Regions from separate parts of the Homo sapiens genome. Here region 2 is linked to region 1. A link is an interaction called in ENCODE POLR2A ChIA-PET data of the cell type or tissue named here. Cell type or tissue: MCF 10A. All regions are shown on one strand. Links, peaks and the distances in the headings refer to the core of each region. The heading gives the core; the rest is flanking DNA.

Region 1 (2,923 bases), core at 293-2,792:
AGAAACATTAAATTATATCTAGGCTATGCATCTTAATGCTGAATCTTGGTTTCCTTCATTAGTGAGTTATTTCTCTTTCCCCTGTACTTATAGCCATGACCTGGTACCAGATGCCAGGCATATGAATACACATAAAATTATTAAACACAGCTCTGAAAAGTTTCCAAGATCTTTAAACCAAAATCCCTTTGAAGAGTGGAGAAAGGCAAATGGGTTTGTATTTCTTAGTTTCTTTCAAGGAATAAATGCTGCCTCCGAGCTTCATATTCAAGGGTAGAATTAACATCAGTTGGAGACTCTCAAACACATTTATGTTTGGATAGAATGTAGGTTTAGACCCAGAGCCAAGTTCTTTTGAAGGAGTCAGAAACTCATTTGGAAATTGCTTTGTTACTATAACTAGGGATAAGAGTTCATTTTTTCCTCATGTCTATTAATTTGCAAATAACCCAAAGTGAGACCTTGGCCTTCAGCTTTTCTCATAATAAAACTGTCCTGGACAAAGTTCAAACATTTGGGGATCTAAAAGGAAAGGTTTTTTTTTTTTTTTTCCCAATATATCCTCTGCAATTTCTACCTCTTCCTGGAGTTTTGGCAGGGTCCTTTGTTCCCTTCTTTAGTAGACAACACATTTCCCCTGGGTGACCTCCCCATCTCCCAGATCTCTATGATTATGTTGCCAAATTTTTATCTCCAGTCCTAATCTCTTTTCTGGGTTTCAGGGCTCCATTTTCAACTACCTCTTGGATATTTGTTCATGAATTTCCTTCAAGTATCTCAAATTAACTTGTTCAAAATTGAACATGAGACCTGTTCCCACCCTGATGCCTGCTCTAACTCCCATCATTCTTGACCTGTATAAATAGCATCAATAGCCACTCCATTTTCCAGATGAGAAACTTTGGGGTTATTCTCCATAATTGCCCCCAAATTACCCTATCCTCTGTCCAGAGTTCACACATATCCTGTTAGTTGCCAAATCCTCTTTGTTCACCTCAGATGTGTCTCTCAAACCTAGCTGCTTCTTGCTATTCCCAAAGCTATTCTTACTCTAGGACAATCCATTGCCTTTAAAATTTGATAACATCTTCCTAACTGCTCTCACTGCCATTAGGCACATCTGTTGAAATGAAAGATGGAAGGGAAGAAAAGAAAGAAAGAGCCTGGGAATTAATTGGAAGATATGCCTGATAGGAAAGTTACCATGAGCAGAGTACAAGGGGAGAAGAAGAAATGCACATAGCTTATTCAGGGAATAGTGGGCATGACAGGGCAATGGATCCTGACAGGAGAGGCAGAGAGGGTGAGGGTAGAAATATAGGCAGTGGCCAGAAGGCTTTGAACTTCAAATGAGAAGCTTGGATTTTACCTAGTAGGAAATGGGAAGCTATAGAGTATATTTTAAGCAGGAGAGGGGATGATGAATACGGTATTATAGGAAAGCACAGGAGGCATTAGATCAGGGTTCTGCTAACTACTGCCCTCAGGTCAAATATGACCTGTCACCTGTTTTTGTAAATAAAGTTCTATTGGAACACAGTGATACCTGTTCATATATATATTGGCCATGGCTGCTTTTGTGCTACAGCAGCAGAGTTATGTAGTTGCAACAGAGACTGTTTGGCTTGCAATGCCAAAAATATTTATTGTCTGGCCACTTACCAAAAAAGTATCATGATTCCTGCATTAGATCAGGGTTTCTCAACCTCAGCACTATGGACATTTGGGGTTGGTAATTGCTTGTTGTGAGAGGCTGTCCTGTGCCTTATAGGTGTTTGGCAGTGTCCCTGACTCCCTCAACTGTGTACATGTAGCACCCCACCCTCCAGTTGTAACAACCAGAAGTGTCTCCAGATATTGCCTAGTTAAGAGGGGGGTCAAAATCCACGCTTGCCCCCATTGTAAACCACTGCATTTGATTATAGTGAGATTAGCTCATTTAGGGGACAGTTGCAACAGGTGATGATGAGAATAATAACAACAGGTACTTATATAGTACTTAACATGTGCCTGCCACTATAAGCAGTTAACACGTGTTAATTCTTTTCATCTTTTTAAGAATTCTATAAGGTGACTATTATTTTCTTATTAGTATCCAATAAGGTGAATGGCATTATTATCGTTGTTCTACATGGGAGGAAATGAGACACAGAGAGAAGATTTACTTAAGATTTCTCAGCTCATAAGTGTCAAATTCAGGCTTTGAACTCAGATCATCTGGCTCCTGAATTCACATGCTTAACCGTGAGACTATACTGAGTGACAAGAAAAAGGAACTGCTATGTCTTGGTGGCTTAATGAATATGAGAGTAGTAAAAAATAGACATTTTGAGTTATCTCCTTCCCCCCACTTCCAAATCACTTTTACTTCCCTTTAAACACAAACACCCACATAATCTTTTCATATCCCTTTGTACCTGTAAGGTGTTACATCCAACTACCCTCATACTCCTTAGCCACATGTACCTCCTTGCAGAAATGTACGTCAATCTGGCATAATGCACCTGTATTTTGGATGCTCAAGATGGTTGCTTTTCTCTTGATGTTAATAATCATTACCTCTCTGCAACATTTTTAAAGTAGTGATTTCTTATTCCCACCTCTGGAGTGATCAGAACCCCTTTTCTGCAGTTATTTCTTATTTAGACCTAGCAATAGCTCTGTCATCTTCCTGGTTTTTCTGTCCACAAAGAGTGCAAATGTTGTGAAGAGAAATGGGCTGAAGATGAGTCTAAAAAAATGAAGTAAGCTGGAAGATGTCCATAAAGGGAGACAATGCTTCTAGGGACAAAAGAGCAGGCTGGAGAAGCAGCTTCAGAGGCGGGCGCAGGAGGCAGTTCTCAGCTGCGCCCTCTGGAAGCCTGTCATCCAGTTCACCCTGCTCACCGGCCACCTGAGTGTATCAGGGTTTCAGCCTGAATGC
Region 2 (2,923 bases), core at 166-2,665, 92 kb before region 1:
AATTAGGGACATAAAATCTCAAGAAGTTTCACTAAAAGAAATTCCTCTGTGACTCCAATAACAAATTGGACTGAAGAGGCAGGAGCTATGAACTCTAACTCTAATCCTGTTTCATGGCGTGATTTTGAGAAAGTCAATTAACCTCATATTTTCCAATTCTTCATATTCACAAATACGGAAAACACAGACTTTCCTTATCAGTTAACAGAAAAGAGTTACTTCACAAATAAGTTTGTGTCATTTGCTATAGAAATGCATTTTATGCAATTATTTAATACTAACCATAACAGTACTCTTACTTCTACAAGAAACTAGTATTGGTCTAAAGGACATAAGGCAGCTGCTCTAATGAAAATCAAACAGTGGACAAAAGCCTGATGCTCATTTTATTTTGTTTTAAACAAAGTCTTAGTTGAGAGTGTGATACCGGTTTTTTTTTTTTTTTTTTTTTTGGCCTGGTGATATAGGAAAAAAAAAAATGGAGGAATGAAGAGACACTTAGGAAGGGAAGAGGAAGGACAGTAGGTGGGTGGCTGTTGAACATCTTACGTTCCCAATTGATTTTTTTCCCTAGTTTAATAAATCCAAGGTGAAAATTGACATTGTTGCTTAAGCATTAAACACATAACATTCACAGCATTCATTGTATCTCAACAGCTACCAGCTGTTGACAGAACTTGAATTTTAACAGTGCTTTATAATATAGAAATGTAAAAAGTCTAAAATTAAATATACTGGACAGAGTGATAGAGAAAATACTCAAAGTGGAATCAACATAGAAATACAAAGAATTACATTTTTAATTTTTTTTCTGAATTTTGAGAGGCAATAACAGAACGAGACCTGGTGTGGGATTCTTTCTCTGGATTGTTTATGAGCGAACGTTCTGTATAACCTTGTGCAAAATACTTAACTCTCTGAGCTTTTGTTATCTTTTCAGTGGGGGTGTGGAGTTCATGTTGTGAAGGAATTGGGCATCTGTAAAGTGAGGACAGTATTTTCAAGTGTCTTTGTAGTACTTGTGTTCTCAGGTTTTATATTGTTTGGGATACTAGATTTGGGCTCCAGATACTCTTTGACCACACCCAATGGCATGGCAGAAAGAAGCAGGAGAAAGGAGAGAGTTGAGGGCCCACATAACAGAGAACAATGGGAAAAGGATGGCAGTCTGTTCCTTGAAATTGTGGTACTTCTTCTTTCAAACGAGAGCCTTAAATAAATATATTTTTTAAGTTGGAAGGAAGAATTAACCTCAACTCATAGGGTCTAAGTTCTTGAGCAGGAAACTTTTAAGACATTTTGTAATAACTCTCATAATTAAGGGATGTGCAGGCTGAAAGAGACCCCGCTTGGTCCCAGCACTTGGCCTTTCTGATTCCACAAACCCCACACTGCCATTCTTTCTTCTGGGACCTGGGAAGACATCAGCTTCCTCACCAAGGCTCTAGCATTTTCTACAGTCAGAACACTCTCTCAGACATTTGATCCACTCTTTCCTTGTTTTATAAAAGTCCAGCCTTTATACACCTAATATGATTTAGTCCTGGTTTCATTTCCTGAATCTTTGTGTTGCTTTTTCTTCCTGGATCTCATGCTCAATGCTGCCAGTTTCTTTGTCCCTGCAGGTGCAGACAAATTAGCATAAAGAGTAAGTTGCAGAATTGGAGAACAGCAAATTTGATTTCAAAAGCCATTTCAGATTGAGGTCCATTTGGTGGCATTAGGAGCAAAACTAATAAACAAACCAGACTTTTTTCTACTCAAATTGATTTTTTTTTACATGACAGTATCCCTTTAGAAGTAGGATATTTTATCAAATTCTGATTTTGGCTGTCATGTACAGTGCATTTTTTGTTTCCTTCCTCATTATTGCTGACTGTTAAGTTATGTGAGTGGGCAAAAGAAAATCTTTTCTTTGATAATAAAAAAGAATGTATGTCCTTTCCAGCATCATTATCTGCTGGTGTGTTTTTATGACCTTACAGATACACCATATTGTGGTTTGACGTTGTTGGTGCTATCATGATTCCCATTTTGCAGACTGAAAAAAGGGCCGTACCTAGACTTTACAATAATGAAGAAATCTGGGAACTAGTTTACTCTCTCATTGTCTAAATAAGCATTTTTTATAACTTCTTTCCGTTGGGTGGCATATATTTACTTGTTGTTTTTTGAGGGAAAGACTTCCCTATAATATGTGACAGAGGATCAGAAGAGCCCTCTGTGGGATTCCATGATCTAGGCCATCTAGTGAGGTGCCCGAGTTCAGAATTCTCTGAGCATTCCAGATCTCCCAAAGGGTGTTCACATCTCAGTGGGTGAGCACTGTTGCTTACAGGGCACAGTGACTTGCCCAAGTTGCTCAATGGTGGGAAATGTTTGTGAGGACAGGTCAGTGAGAGGCAGTGACCCCACAGGGATGAAGGCACAGGAGCTGTGTGTCAGCCAACCCTCAAGGCAGGTGGACCTGGATCCAGGACAGCTGGGGCTCTGGGGTAGGGCTTTGGGAGATTCCTGGGCTGCATTGCAGTAATGTGCCCATCTCCTATCATACATCTTCCTCTCCTTTCCCTACCATCGTACCTGGTGTTTCTCTTTCTATGCCACATGTTTTTTCTCTACAGCAGAGCTTTTGCTTACTCACCTTTTTCCTATTTCCTTGTCTCTCCAGCTTGAAGTGGCTCTTATGGCCCAGACTCCCCATCTGTGCTTTCCCTGTGCATCTCTCTGAGCTCTGCTTCCACTTATTTATGCCTGATTTGTTCCATATTCCCAATTTCACATTCCTACGAGTGAGAATCTGATGACTCACCTTTTTGTGTCAAACCATGTTGTGGATCACTGCCCATCCCACAGACGGCTGCCCTTGGGTGAGGTGCCCACCTCTAGGGGGGCATGTGAAATGAAGGGCCTCAGGAAAGGC

Evidence for each region. Peaks named below come from ENCODE experiments on the same cell type or tissue, not always from the same donor. Only the 100,000 strongest peaks of a DNase experiment are listed, where the experiment ranks them.
Region 2: POLR2A ChIA-PET joins it to region 1 with 5 read pairs; 3 of 35 experiments call an interaction of 5 or more read pairs at or near these places.

Annotation. Positions count from the first base shown.
Region 1 is chr1:176,985,946-176,988,868 of GRCh38, reverse strand. All of the region lies in intron 8 of ASTN1 (astrotactin 1), which reads left to right. Among named protein-coding and RNA genes, the nearest start is that of MIR488, 42 kb to the left of the region's middle. In MCF 10A, for the core only: no CTCF peak of the experiment used is centred there; a DNase peak (open chromatin) is centred at 1,648.
Region 2 is chr1:177,077,789-177,080,711 of GRCh38, reverse strand. All of the region lies in intron 1 of ASTN1 (astrotactin 1), which reads left to right. Among named protein-coding and RNA genes, the nearest start is that of MIR488, 50 kb to the right of the region's middle. In MCF 10A, for the core only: no CTCF peak of the experiment used is centred there; no DNase peak of the experiment used is centred there.